Regions from separate parts of the Homo sapiens genome. Here region 1 is linked to region 2. Evidence: chromatin contacts called from ENCODE POLR2A ChIA-PET data. All regions are on one chromosome and are shown on one strand. The core of a region is the stretch at or near the end of the contact, and the rest is flanking DNA. Distances in the headings are between cores, read along the strand shown. Region 1 holds the start of NUP85 (nucleoporin 85). Region 2 overlaps CRLF3 (cytokine receptor like factor 3).

What was found. ChIA-PET counts read pairs that join two places held with the same protein, here RNA polymerase II (POLR2A).
Region 1: POLR2A ChIA-PET joins it to region 2 with 12 read pairs in activated CD4-positive, alpha-beta T cell. The contact joins the promoter of NUP85 here to the enhancer-like site in region 2. POLR2A ChIA-PET finds 5 or more read pairs at or near these places in 3 of 52 experiments (activated B cell, activated CD4-positive, alpha-beta T cell and naive thymus-derived CD4-positive, alpha-beta T cell).

Annotation. Positions count from the first base shown.
Region 1 is chr17:75,203,278-75,210,726 of GRCh38, forward strand. NUP85 (nucleoporin 85) reads left to right here and starts at 2,402. Exons shown (of 19, transcript NM_024844.5): 1 at 2,402-2,517; 2 at 5,250-5,343; 3 at 6,546-6,708. The coding sequence starts at 2,485. RefSeq lists enhancers at 1,207-2,141, 2,142-3,075, 2,234-2,413, 4,501-5,068.
Region 2 is chr17:30,806,687-30,813,617 of GRCh38, forward strand. All of the region lies in intron 1 of CRLF3 (cytokine receptor like factor 3), which reads right to left. Among named protein-coding and RNA genes, the nearest start is that of CRLF3, 15 kb to the right of the region's middle. Within about 2 kb of position 2,370, at least 8 of the 41 ENCODE cell types and tissues checked have a DNase peak (open chromatin) inside an H3K27ac peak, as active enhancers do.

The DNA of each region.
Region 1 (7,449 bases), core at 1,152-3,651, about 44 Mb after region 2:
GGTGGCTCATGCCTGTAACCCTAGCACTTTGGGAGTCTGAGGCGGGTGGATCACCTGAGGTCAGGCGTTCGAGTCCAGCCTGACCAATATGGCGAAACCCCGTCTCTACTAAAAAATAAAAAATTAGCCCGGCGTAGTGGCGTGTGCCTGTAGTCCCAGCTGCTCGGGAGGCTTAGGCAGCAGAATCGCTTGAACCCGGGAGACGGAGGTTGCAGTAAGCCGAGATCGTGCCACTCCACTCCAGCCTGGCGACAGAGCAAGACTCTGTCTCAAAAAGACAAAAAAAAAAAAAAAAAAAAAAAGACAAAGAAAAAAAAAAGAGAGAGAGAGCTTGTTAGATCTTAGTGCTATATTTCCTTGATTATTTTTATTTTAAGGCTGACAAAATGCCATTTAAGATAATAAAAGTAGTTAAATTGCCTGACCAAGAGCTAGATAACATTGAGGAAAAAGTATTGGCAATATTCTTTGGTCTAATACTGCTATATACCAACCATTTTACCCAATCATTCAAATAGGCTTAGTAATACAAGGGCGAAAAAGGAAAACTACAGCTAATAGTGCTATCCTTGTTCTTTTTTTTTTTTGAGACGGAGTCTCGCTCTGTCGCCCAGGCTGGAGTGCAGCGGTGCAATCTCGGTTCACTGCAAGCTCCGCCTCCCCGGTTCACGCCATTCTCCTGTCTCAGCCTCCCGAGGAGCTGGGACTACAGGCACCCGCCACCACGCCCGGCTGATTTTTTTTTTTTTTTTTTTTTTTTTTTGTATTTTTAGTAGAGATGGGGTTTCACCGTGTTAGCCAGGATGGTCTCTCTCTCCTGACCTGGTGATCCACCCGCCTCGGCCTCCCAAAGCGCTGAGATTACAGGCGTGAGCCACCGCGCCCGGCCTATCCTTGTTCTATATACTGATTACGCATACTATATATGGACCTTTTCCTTCCTCAACCTTTCTATAGATTTCTAAGAATAAGGTTTTGATGAAGTAGTTTATGTATCCTTCTTTTTCAGTTAATCCTAATGGAAAACGGTTGGAAAAATGAAACAATTATCTTACAACTTATTTTTCTCTTTCCTCTCCTCCCCTCTCTCTAAAAGAGTGTGGCTCCTTCCCCTCTCTTTTCCCCTTCCTCTCTCTAGAGTGGTTAACTCTCAAACTGTATTTAACTCTGGAAAAGTTTTCAATTACACAGGCGATAACTCCAACTTGAGGTATAACGGAAACTTATTAAGAGAAAAAGAGCAAAATAATTTTTTTTTGAGACTCAGCAAAATAATTTTTTTTTTTTTGAGACGGAGTCTCCGTCTGTCGCCCAGGATGGAGTGCAGTGGCGCGATCTTGGCTCACTGCAACCTCCGCCTCCCGGGTTGGAACAATTCTCCTGCCTCAGCCTTACGAGTAGCTGGGATTACAGGTGTCCGCCACCACTCCCGGCTAATTTTTGTATTTTCAGTAGAGACGGGGTTTCGCCATGTTGTCCAGGCTGGTCTTGAACTCCTGACCTCAGGTGATCCAACCACCTCGGCGTCCCGGAGTGCTGGGATTACAGGCGCGCGCTACCAAGCACAGCTAATTTTTTTTTTTTTTTTTGAGACGGAGTCTCGCTCTGTCTCCCAGGCTGGAGTGCAGTGGTGCGATCTTGGCTCAATGCAACCTCCACCTCCCGGGTTGGAACAATTCTCTTGCCTCAGCCTTCCGAGTAGCTGGAATTACAGGTGTCCGCCACCACGCCCGTCTAATTTTTTATATTTTTAGTAGAGACGAGGTTTCATCATATTGGCCAGACTGGTCTTGAACTCCTGAACTCCAGTGATCCACCCACCTTGGGCTGCCAAAGTGTTGGGATTAGAGGCTTGAGCCACAGCGCCGGGCCTTCAGGGGTATCGATTTTGTTCCCGTGCCTCTTGTGTGTGTTCTAGTGTGGAAGTGGAGGCGATTGCTTTCCAGCACAAGCCCGTTTGACTGTCGGGGTTTGGACAAGTGGCTGCGACGACACTAAGGTGGAGACCGGGATGTAGCGAGGACTCCCAGAGTTGGGAGACGTTGTACGCTTACTGGGACCTAAATCCCGCACGAGTTCCCACCCAAGTGCCGCCGCCCCAGCCTACGCACGCGCATTCGCACCGTCTCCAGCCCCGGGGTCCTCCTGCCCCTCCCGCCGTCTCCGGGGGCCTTTTCTCCGCTCGGCACCAGGGTGTCCCCGGCGCCGCCTGATCCTGTTAGCGCGGTACTCTGAGTGCAGTCAGTCCTCGGCGCTGTTTTCCCTGATTTGCTGTCGACGCCAGGAAGGAAGGACGCGTGCAGAGGACCGCAGAGGGGTGGCCGTGGCTGAGAGGAGACAGCGCCGCAGCACTGAGGGTTTGGGCTTGCAGGCGCTGCAGGAGACGCCCAGGCGGAGTCTTGTCTCGCAGCCAGCTCTGAGCGGGAGGCCTGAGCGGGAAGCATTGGCGTCCGAGCGACTTCTAGGAGCCTGGGGTTCGGCGCTATGGAGGAGCTCGATGGCGAGCCAACAGTCACTGTAAGGGTACCCCGAACAGGCTTGCTCGTCCTTGCGGGTTGAGAACTGCGTCTGCTTAGTTACTTCAGGCTTGTCTGCTTCCCTAGTGGTCGCGAGGCGCTCGTCCCCTTCCCTCGACTCAGTTGCCACTTTTCCGGAGGTCGCAGTGTTAACGAGGTGCCCGCCCTAGGGTCGCAGTGGTCGCGGGGTTTCTGCCACCAGTCACAAACCCCGGCCTCGAAGGTCCCACTCCGTCCCTTTCCTTCCTTTGTGTTCCTGGCCTTTTTACTTCCCTTGCTTTTCCTCTTGGGCATTAGAGTGGGTTCAGCCCAAGCAGAGGAATTTATATTTTTATTCCAGCCGTATTAAGCTCTGCATCGCGGCACATTGAGCTTCTGCCTGTGTGGCCTAAGGTTTATTCAACGTATTATCTCAGGAGACTATTCCTGTTTTATCGCTGTGCATTCAATTCCATTTGAACTTTGAAGACAGTATGTCAACTGTGGATGATCTGTGATGTGTATAAAAAAAATTCACGCGCTTTATGTACGAGATACCTACCGTTTCTGCTAGTTGGATTGCTCTTGTTTTCCCTCTTGTTAACCAGAAGTGACTGAGGCAGGTCTCAACCGATAAAGGTTTAATTAGCTAAGGTTGAGGATCCAACCGGGAAAAAGCACAGGTCACAGGAGGATCTGAGACCTGTGCTTTTTCCAAAGATGGTTTTGGGAACATCACTAGTTAAAGAGGAAGGAGCTAGCAGGAGGGGCAAAAAAGGGAGGTTAGGCAGTGAGGAGGCAAATGATTACATTCTTGTGAGTCGGTGATTAGCCTCAGTAAATCTGCATTTTACCTGTGAAAAGAGGGAGCAGAGGAAAATTTTATGTATGCATTCATCTCAGGGTAGGTAGAGGGATTATGGTTATTATTACTGTTATTTTTTAGACGGAGTCTCGCTCTGTCTCCCAGGCTGGAGTGCAGTGGCGCGGTCTCGGCTCACTGTAACCTCCGCCTCCCGGGTTCACACCATTCTCCTGCCTCAGCCTCCTGAGTAGCTGGGACTACAGGTGCCCGCCACCACGCCCGGCTAATTTTTTGTACTTTTTTGTATTTTTAGTAGAGACGGGGTTTCACCGTGTTGGCCAGGATGGTCTCAATCTCCTGACCTCGTGATCCGCCCACCTCGGCCTCCCAAAGTGCTGGGATTACAGGCGTGAGCCACCGCACCCGGCCGATTTCTGGTCTTTTACTTGTGAAGATAAGCTGGTAGTTGACATTGTCAGAATCAACAGATCTTGATTTTAGGACTAGTTTATAGGGGCGATGTGTATCCTGAAAATTTTAGAGGCTCACAAGGAATTTCCTTGTGAGCAATTTGTGAGGGAAGCTCTCTGGGGAGATATGTGGCCTTCTTTTTTTTTTCTCTTGAGGCGGAGTTTCCCTCTTGTCGCCCAGGCTAGAGTGCAGTGGTGCGGTCTCGGCTCTCTGCAACCTCCGCCTCCCAGGTTCAAGCAATTCTCCTGCCTCAGCCTCCTGAGTAGCTGGGATTGCAGGCATGTGCCACCATGCCCGGCTAATTTTGTATTTTTTTAGTAGAGACGAGGTTTCTCCATGTTGGTCAGGCTGGTCTGGAACTCCTGACCTCAGGTGATCTGCCGGCCTCAGTCTCCCAAAGTGCTGGGATTACAAGTGTGAGCCACTGCGCCTGGCCTCATTCTTTTTTTGAGACGGATTCTCACTCTGTCACCCAGAGTGGAGTGCAGTGGCGTGATCTCAGCTCACTGCAACCTCTGGCTCCTGGGTTCAAGCGATTCTTCTGCCTCAGTCTCCTGAGTAGCTGAGATTACAGGTGCGTGCCACCACACCCAGCTAATTTTTGTATTTTTGGTAGAGATGGGGTTTCACCATCTTGGTCAGGCTGGTCTCCAAAGCCTGACCTCGTGATCAGCCTGCCTCGGCCTCCCAAAGTGCTGGGATTACAGGCATGAGCCACCGCGCTTGGCTAGGAGTTCGAGATCAACCTGGCCAACATGGTGAAACCCCATCTCTACTAAAAAAATACAAAAATTAGCCTGGTTTGGTGGCGCGTGCCTGTAATCCCACCTACTCAAGAAGCTGAGGCAGGAGAATCACTTGAACCCAGCAGGCAGAGGTTGCAGTGAGTCGAGATTGCGTCACTGCAGTCCAGCCTGGGCAACAAGAGTTCGAACTCCTGACCTCAGATGATCTGCCCGCCTTAGCCTCCCAAAGTGCTGGCAGGAGCCACCCCGCTGCCGGCCCAAAATGAATTTTTCTTACCAGTGTTATAAGGAAATGTTATTGAAGGATACAGTGTTATTAGAGGACCAGCTGTGCTCTTCACTTAAAGTGTTTTTCAGCAGGGCGGGCACGGTGGCTCGCGCCTGTAGTCCTAGCACTTTGGGAGGCTGAGGCGGACGGATCACCTGAACTCAGGAGTTTGTGACCAGCCTGGGCAATATGGTGAAACTCTATCTCTACTAAAAATGAAAAAAAAAAAAAAAATAGCCGGGTGTGGTTGCACACACCTGTAGTCCCAGCTACTCAGGAGGTTGAGGCAGGAGAAGCCTTTGAACCCAGGAGGCGGCGATTGGAGCAAGCTGAGATTACACCACTGTACACCAGCCTGTTAGAGTGAGTCTTTGTCTCAAAAAAAAAAAAAAAAAAAAAAGAATGGAACAACTTCAGTAAGAAGAACATTTTTCATTTTAGATTTCTATGCCTTATTTTACTAGTTGATTCCAGGCGTGAATTCCAAGAAGAACCAAATGTATTTTGACTGGGGTCCAGGGGAGATGCTGGTATGTGAAACCTCCTTCAACAAAAAAGGTAGGGTTTTTTTTCTTCCAAATTATCCATCTTGGCACATTTGGTTGTTTTTCTGTTTATTACCTCAGATTTTACTAGTTGTGGACTGAAACAGTTGAATTTATTTTGTACTATTTTAATTTTCTCTATTTTGTTTTCAAGATACAACAGGGTTTTGTTGTGTCACCTGGGCTGGAGTACAGTGTGATCATGGCTCACTGCAGCCTCTACCTCTTGGGCTCAAGTGATCCTCTGCCTCAGTCTTCCTAGTAGCTGAGACTACAGGTCACCATGCCACCACGCCCAGCTAATTTTTTTTTCTTTGTAGAGATGGGAGTCTCATTTTGTTGCCTAGGCTGGTCTCGCACTCCTGGCCTCAAGCGATCCTGTTGCATTTTGGCATTTTTATTTTTGAAATGTTAGCTATTTTAGATTTTCATTGATTTTTGAGATCTTGAAGATGTTGAATCCCGGAAAAAAATTAATAGTTTTCATGAAAAATTTTCTTCATATTTAAAATGTCAAGCTTTTTATCCCTTTTTCTTTGTCCAAAGTGACCAAATTCCTATCAGTAGCTCCCTTATTGTGAACCTTGCAGATGCTTGGCCGTCACTTTTGTGTCCACAGCATGGATTCAGCTGAATAATAGTTCTGTAGGCTGAGCTGAGCCGTAGCATCCAAGGCACAGATGGAGCTGGAGAGTGACATAGCTTGTCCTTGGCTTGATTTTCCTGAGTTCCATCAGCTATTGGATAGGATGTGAATCTTTTTCTTTTCCTGATACAGTGATACAGTCTCCTTCCAGTAGAAGGATAAAACTGGAATCTTGACATTTGATTTGCTTTCTTTTTTTTTTTTTTTTTTTGAGACGGAGTCTCGCTCTGTCCAGGCTGGAATGCAGTGGTGTGATCTCGGCTCACTGCCACCTCCGCCTCCCGGTTTGAAGCAATTCTCCTGCCTCAGTCTCCTGAGTAGCTGGGAATGAAGGCATGTGCCACCACGCCCAGCTAATTTTTGTATTTTTAGTAGAGACAGGGTTTTGCTATGTTGGCCAGCCTGGTCTCGAATTCCTGACCTCGTGATCTGCCTGCCTTGGCCTCCCAAAGTGCTGGGATTATAGGCAAGAGCCACCATGCCCGGCCACAGAAAATTTTTTTAGAGTAGATTCACTTTTGGAGATGATCATAATAGATGTTAAATTTTTTTTTTCTGTTTGGTTTCAGAAAAATCAGAGATGGTGCCAAGTTGCCCCTTTATCTATATCATCCGTAAGGATGTAGATGTTTACTCTCAAATCTTGAGAAAACTCTTCAATGAATCCCATGGAATCTTTCTGGGCCTCCAGAGAATTGACGAAGAGTTGACTGGAAAATCCAGAAAATCTCAGTAAGTTGGTTGCTGTTTGGTGTTGAAGCCCACACTACACTGTGGAAAGCCAAATGAAGTACATTGTTGTCTTTTTGTGTGTTTTATGGGTTGCGTAAAGAAATAAGAGACTCCTGGTTCTAGTTGAGGCATGAGTACTGGACAGTGTACATTAGCAGTGATGGGAAGACTTAGCGGGAATATGCAAATGCTATTGATGGGCTGGCTTGACAAGCTTTATTTATATTCATATTTTACTTAGCCTCTAAAGAAGAAAATTTAGGCCACACAAGCATGTGAGAGTCGTTGAATGAGGTCACATTGTTGGGAGATTTGAAAATTAATATAAACCTAACAGTTTTGTCTCTAAAAAATTATGGTTCAGACGTTATTTGACAACAGACCAGAAAACTCTCGTACTATTTATAGATTAGGATTTTCTTGAATTGTAGTTCATAACTTCATCATTATCAGAGTGGTACTTGTTAATTGTAGACTTTTGGGACCCACCTCAGATCATCAAAATCAAAATCTCCGTGGTTGGATCTTAAAATCTCCAGCACACTGAAGTTTAAGAACTCCTGTGTTAGATTTTTGTCAGCGTCCCTTCACATGGATGGCTAGGGAATGGGCAGTGTTGGTATGTTACTTCTTTGATAAGCTTTTCACAAATGAATCATTCTGGACAAGACTCAGGTCAGCTTCTGTGTGAGTGTGTGCAAGAGTGATTATTGGTTGTTTTTCTGTTTTTTTTCGAGGCAG
Region 2 (6,931 bases), core at 1,120-3,619:
CTCTGTTGCACATCCTAGCTCACTGCAGCCTTGAACTCCTGGGCTCAGGTGATCCTCCTGCCTCAGTCTCCTGAGTAGCTGAGCTTATAGGTGCGGGCCACCACACTTGGCTAATTTTATTTTTCACTTTTTGTAGAGACGAGATCTTGCTATGTTGCCCAAGCTGGTCTTGAACCAGCTTCAAGCAATCCTCCCACCTTGGCCTCCCAAAATGCTGAGATTACAGGAGTGATCCACTGCACCTGGTCCAGATTTTTATTTTAAAGACTTCAGATAACAGGCCAGGCATGGTGGCTCATGCCTGTAATCCCAGCACTTTGGGAGGCCAAGGTGGGAGGATCACCACTGCAACCTGACCTGGGCGACAGAGCAAGGCCCTCTTCTCAAAAAACAATTCAGGTAACATATAATTCATTTTCTCTCGCTTAATGGGAAAATTCTAACTATAAGCCACTCCGATAAGTTAAAGCAAAAACATACTTTGCTTTCTAGATATTATTATCTTAGTTTCATATGACATATTGTTTACCACCATAACCCTTTTGTTAACTTTCTCTTATCAAGAAAGTTTAAAGTATAAGAAAAATCCACCAAGAAAGAACATATCAAAATATGAATAAAGGACAATATTTCAACAGTTAATATAGAGATTTAAAAACTTTCTATTTATTCTCTAAATTCTCTCTAAATTTAAAAAGCAGAATACAATATTGTTTCCCAGCAATGTTCACGACCATGTAAAAACAAAAAATGCCCATGCCCAAGGACTAAAACAGAAAAAGAGCAGTATCATTTACTGGGTGGGCAGACCATAGAAACAATTTTCTTTCCTTTTTTTTTTTTTTTTTTTTTTTTTTTTTTTTGACACAGAGTTTCACTCTTGTGGCCCAGACTGGAGTGCAGTGGCGCAATCTCGGCTCACTGCAACCTCTGCCTTCTGGGTTCAAGAGATTCTCCTGCCTTAGTCTCCTGAGTAGCTGAGATTACAGGCGCATGCCACCACGCCTGGCTAATTTTTGTATTTTTAGTAGAGACAAAGTTTCGCCAAGCTGGTCTTGAACTCCTGATCTCCGGTGATCCACCCACCTTAGCCTCCCAAAGTGCTGGGATAAGGCGTGAGCCACCTCATCCAGCCCTTTTCTCTCCATTTGACATTAACGCAGTTATAATAATATTTATGCAGTTAGTAAAATAATTCTTTAAATCACAAAGAGAAATCCTAAATTAATTGTTAACTAATTTCTGTATTTACCAAAGAATTTCTGTGAAATAAATCCAAGTAAAAATTTTAAAAAGAAAGAAAGGCCATAAACCCAAATTGCACTTGATTCAGCTCACCATTCAACTATGAGATCTTTGCAAACTGGGCCCTCATCTACATAGCATCTGGTAAACAAATGCTGTTGAGTGAAAACGCAGTTAATCATGTGTGTTTCAAAGAACTTTCTAAAAGAACCAAAGAGAGAATACCTTATGATTTTAACACAACCCCTGGGATACTGTTAGAAATTCAGAATCTCAGGCCCCACCCAGAACTGCTAAATCAGAACATGAATTTTTTTTCTTTCCTCCTCCTCCCCTAGAACCTATATTTTTTTTTTTTTTTTTTTTTTTTTTGGAGATGGAGTTTTGCTCTTGTTACCCAGGCTGCAGTGCAATGGAGCAATCTTGGCTCACTGCAACCTCCACCTCCCGGGTTCAAGTGATTCTCCTGTCTCAGCCTCCTGAGTAGCTGGGATTACAGGCGCATGCCACCATGCCTGGCTAATTTTTGTATTTTTAGTAGAGATGGGGTTTCATCATATTGGTCAGGCTGGTCTCGAACTCCTGACCTCAGGTGATCCTTCTGCCTCAGCCTCCCAAAGTGCTGGAATTACAGGCGTGAGCCAACGCGCCCAGCCAAACCTGTATATATATATATTTTTTTTTTGAGTCTTGCTCTGTCGCCCAGGCTGGAGTGCAGTGGCGCCAACTCGGCTCACTGCAACCTCCGCCTCCCAGGTTCAAGCAGTTCTCCTGCCTCAGCCCCCCTAGTAGCTGGGATTACAGGCATGCGCCACCAAGCCCAGCTAATTTTTTTGTATTTTTAGTAGAGACGGGGTTTCACCATTTTGGCCAGGCTGGTCGCGAACTCCTGACCTTGTGATCTGCCCGCCTCAGCCTCCCAAGGTGCTGGGATTACAGGCATGAGCCACCGCACCCGGCCAAATCTGTATTTTTAACAGGACCCTCAGTTGCTTTGTATACATATTACAGATACCAGAATAAGTGAAGACCTTGTGTCAGAACGCTGTAATACATTTCGAATGGCCAAGAGGAAATTCTGCAGTTGAGCACTGTGCCTCTGAGGTCCTGTCTTGCTCTTTAGCGGATATAGCATACACAGGAAGTGCATTGGTTAGGTAAAGTCAATTTCCTCTTCAGAAAGAATTCAAAAGCTCCTTCAGCTGTTGCAGAGCCTACGTTTTGTTTTTGTTTCAGAACCTCAGAAAAAAGGAAGTAAGTGAACACAAAACAGACAGAGGGCTAAAAAAATGAGACTCAATTTCCAAATTCACCTCCTGTACTCTCATTGTAAATTTGGTCCCTTTTGCTCATAGAATCCCAACCACTGCCATTTGAAACTTGATACCACCATGGGATCATTTTCTTTTCCTTGAAATATTTCATGATTTAAAGCCTAGTCACCTTTAATCCAATCATGTAACTAATCAAGTTCATTTGCTTGACTTTATGAAACTAATTTAAAAATGCAGCTCCACTGCTGAGTGAATTTCTTCATATTTGATGTGGTACCAATGGTTCCATGCGTTCACTGTTAACTCAATAAATCTTCACAATGCACTTTCAGAAAGTGAGGACCAAAGAAGAGAAAGAAGACAACTTACCCAAGGCTTCGCAGTGCCAGAAACAGTCTAACTCCAAAGACTATGCTCTTTCATTACACCATGCTGTTTTGTACTTACAGGACACTTTTTTTTTGAGACAGGTTCTCACTTGGTCGTCCAGGCTGGAGAGCAGTGGTACAATCACAACTCACTGCGGCCTCGAACTCCTGGGCTCAGGTGATTCTCCCACCTTAGCCTCCCAGGTAGCTGGGACCACAGGCATGTGTCACTACACCCAGCTATATTTTGTATTTTTTGTCGAGACGGATTTTCATCATGTGGCCCAGGCTGGTCTCGAACTCCTGGACTCAAGCAATCCTCCTGCCTCGGCCTCTCAAAGTGCTGAGATTACAAGTGTGAGCCACCGCGCTCGGCCATAGAACACTATTTTAAAAGAGCTCCCAGATAAATCTGTAAATTATGTATTGGCTAAAGACACTTCTTGGTATAACACGTAGTATTTCCTGTCCCTGTGTAAAGAATTGTGTGGTGGACAACCAATCAGCTTCAAATGCTACCTAGTCATTCAAGGCAAAAACAACTGTGGTGATTTGTAACAAAATAGATTTAAGAATACAAATGACAGACAAGATTTCAAACAGGAAACTGTAATATACATTGTTTATGTTGATCAATAATATTTTGAAATAATCTGCCACTAAAACCTTTAATGTAACAGACCATTAAAACTTACAAAGTTTTGGCCTGAGCACATTGGCTCATGCCTGTAATCCCAGCACTTTGGGAGGCCCAGGCAGGTGGATCACAAGATCAGGTGGTCAGGAGTTCGAGACCAGCCTGGCCAACATGGTGAAACCCCGTCTCTACTAAAAATGCAAAAATTACCCAAGCGTAGTGGTGCACGCCTGTAGTCCCAGCTACTGGGCTGAGGCAGGAGAATCACTTGAACCCGGGAAGCGGAGGTTGCAGTGAGCTAAGATAGTGCCATCGCACTCCAGCCTGGGCAATAGAGCAAGACTCCACCTCAAAAAAAAATAATAAATAAATAATAAAAAACAAAACTTACAAAGTTTCCACTACAGCTGAATATAACCCCAAAGCAACTGTTTTAAAATTTTAACATGATTAAGAGCTCACAAAATGCCAAAAATTCATCAAGTTTGTATTTCAATACTAAGCCACCCAAAAGCTTAGGGAGTATTTCCTTCACAACCCTCCAAAACAACAGTGACTGATATATTTTCCTCCAGAGTTTAGTTACTAAAAAGACATATGTAGAGGCCAGGTGCGGTGGCTCATGCCTATAATCCCGGCACTTTTGAAGGACGGATCACTTGTGTCCAGGAGTTCAAGACCAGCCTGGGCAACATGGCAAAACTCTGTCTCTAGTAAAAAATACAAAAAATCAGCTGTGTGTGGTGGCATGGCTTGTAGTCCCAGCTGCTTGGGAGGCTAAAGTGACAGGAACACTTGAGCCTGAGAGGTTGAGGCTTCAGTGGGTGGTTTTTGCACCACTGCCCTCCAGCCTGGGTGACAAAGTGAGACCCTGCCTCAAAAATAACCAAACAAACAAAAAAGAAAACCACATATATAAAACACAAAACTATTTGCTAACAAGAACATACTGATTAAAAACTGGCCAGGTACAGTGGCTTACGCCTGTAATCCTAGGATTTTGGGAGGCTGAGGCAGGTGGATTGCCTGAGCTCAGGAGTTTGAGACCAGCCTGGGCAACATGGTGAAACCCTGTCGCTGCTAAAAACACAAAAATTAGCTGGGTTTGGTGGTGCCTGCCCGTAATCCCAGCTACTCGGAGGCTGAGGCAGGAGAATCATTTGAGCTCAGGAGGTGGAGGTTGCAGTGAGCCGAGATCACGCCACTGTACTCCAGCCCAGGTGAGAGAGCAATACTCTGTCTCGAACAAACAAACAAACAAAAAACACCACAAAAAAAAACAGAAAAACATATTTATCAAAAATAAAAGACAGCCGGGTACAGCGGCTCATGCCTGTAATCCCAGCACTTTGGGAGGCTGAGGCAGTTGAATCACGGAGTCAGGAGTTCAAGACCAGCCTGGCCAACATGGTGAAACCCCGTCTCTACTAAAAATACAAAAAAATTAGCTGGTCATGGTGGCGGGCACCTGTAATCCCAGCTACTCAGGAGGCTGAGGCAGGAAAATTGCTTGAACCTGGGAGGTGGAGGTTGCAGTGAGCCGAGGCCGTGCCACTGCACTCCAGCCCAGGGGACAGCACGAGACTCTGTCTCAAAAAAAAAAAAAAAAAAAAAAAAAGGCCAGGTGCGGTGGCTCACGCCTGTAACCCTTGCACTTTGGGAGGCCGAGGCGGGCGGGTCATGAGGTCAGGAGATCGAGACCATCCTGGCTAACATGGTGAAACCCCGTCTCTACTAAAAATACAAAAAATTAGTTGGGCTTGGTGGCGGGCACTTGTAGTCCCAGCTACTCGGGAGGCTGAGGCAGGAGAATGGCGTGAGCGGGGGAGGCGGAGCTTGCAGCAAGCTGAGATTGCGCCAGTGCACTCCAGCCTGGGCGACAGAGCGAGACTCCGTCTAAAAAAAAAATAAAAATAAAAATAAAAATAAAGACAAAGATAAAAAATAGTCAACTGAAATTGAAAACGCTAATCAACATATTTTTTCTCAGTTTCTGTGAAATGTATATTACATTAGCTATTTGTCTTTGTACTGACACCAAGACATCAGTCATTAGTAATAATGGAAACAGCAACAATACAGCAGCAGCTATTATCTACTGAGTACCTGTATGCCAGGTAAATCTGTACCTATGGTCTCATTTAAACTCTACCATAACCCTGTGAAGAGAACCTGTGTAGATGAGTAACATGGGAGTCAGAGAGATGAAACTGGCCATATCACAAAGTTAGTGAAGTGGCAGAGATTTTGAATTCAGTCTGACTCAAGAATGGACTTGTAAGCACTGCTATGTTTCTCCTTGTTTCTCTTACACTTAAGACTTTTTTAGAAAAAAAAGTGCTTAATTGAGAACTTTCAAACAGAAAACGTATATTATATGATTTGGTAATCTGTTACAGTAGTGGCCCCCAATGAACCAGGAATTCACATTTCCAACTACTCGTGGCCTTGTGTGGTCCTCTCCCCTAGAATCTGGGCTGGGCCTGTGACTAGCAATGCAGTCACACGTGCACAGCAATAGAGTGAAACTGATCCTGTGCCAGTTCCAGGCCTCATCCTTCAGAAGACCTGTCAACATCTGCTTTTTGGAGGCCACCATGAAAGAAGTATGTCTATCTTTCTGGAGAGGACAAGGGGAAAGAGACAGGAAGGTGAAAAGGCAGGAAGGGAGGAAGACAGGGAGAGAGACTGGCACCAAAGCCCAGGTATGCCAGTGTTCCAACTGAGACTAGCTAATACTAAGTCTCCAAATATAAATGAATGTTCTCTGTCAGACATTCCAGCCACAACTGCAACCACAAGAGTGTTGCCAAGCAAAACCAGGAGAACTACCTATCTGAGCCCCAGTCAACTTCCAGAATTGTAAGCAAATAAAATGGTTGCTTTTTAAGTCATTAAGCTTTGGCACAGTTTTATTACGTAGCAGTAAACAAATCATATAAAAAAATACACGCTTAATTCTTGATTATCTATACTAATAGAGTGCACATCATCAAGACCAAGACAATCGAAAAAAGAATGTCTGCCAAATTACACCCACAACATTCATAAAGGCATTCATTCAACATTTATTGAGGCCTAGTATGTGTCAGAAATTAGGGTTATAAAGATGAATAAAGCATGGTCTTCACCTCAAAAACTCTCATTCTGGTAAGGGGGATGGCAAGCAAAAGTAACTATAATGAAATGAATTATGTTCTTACATATCTGGGGCAGCCACAAACTGCCATCAGAGCATAAAAGAGCATTATGATGGGAAAGAGAGTAGGAGACATTTAAAGAATAAGTTGTCAGTTGGAGGAGCAGGGGATGTCACCTTGAATAACAATAATATTTAGTATTATTATGGCTGACATTAATTAAGAATCTCCTATGTCCTAGGCACTGTGCTAAGCGTTTTTTTTTTA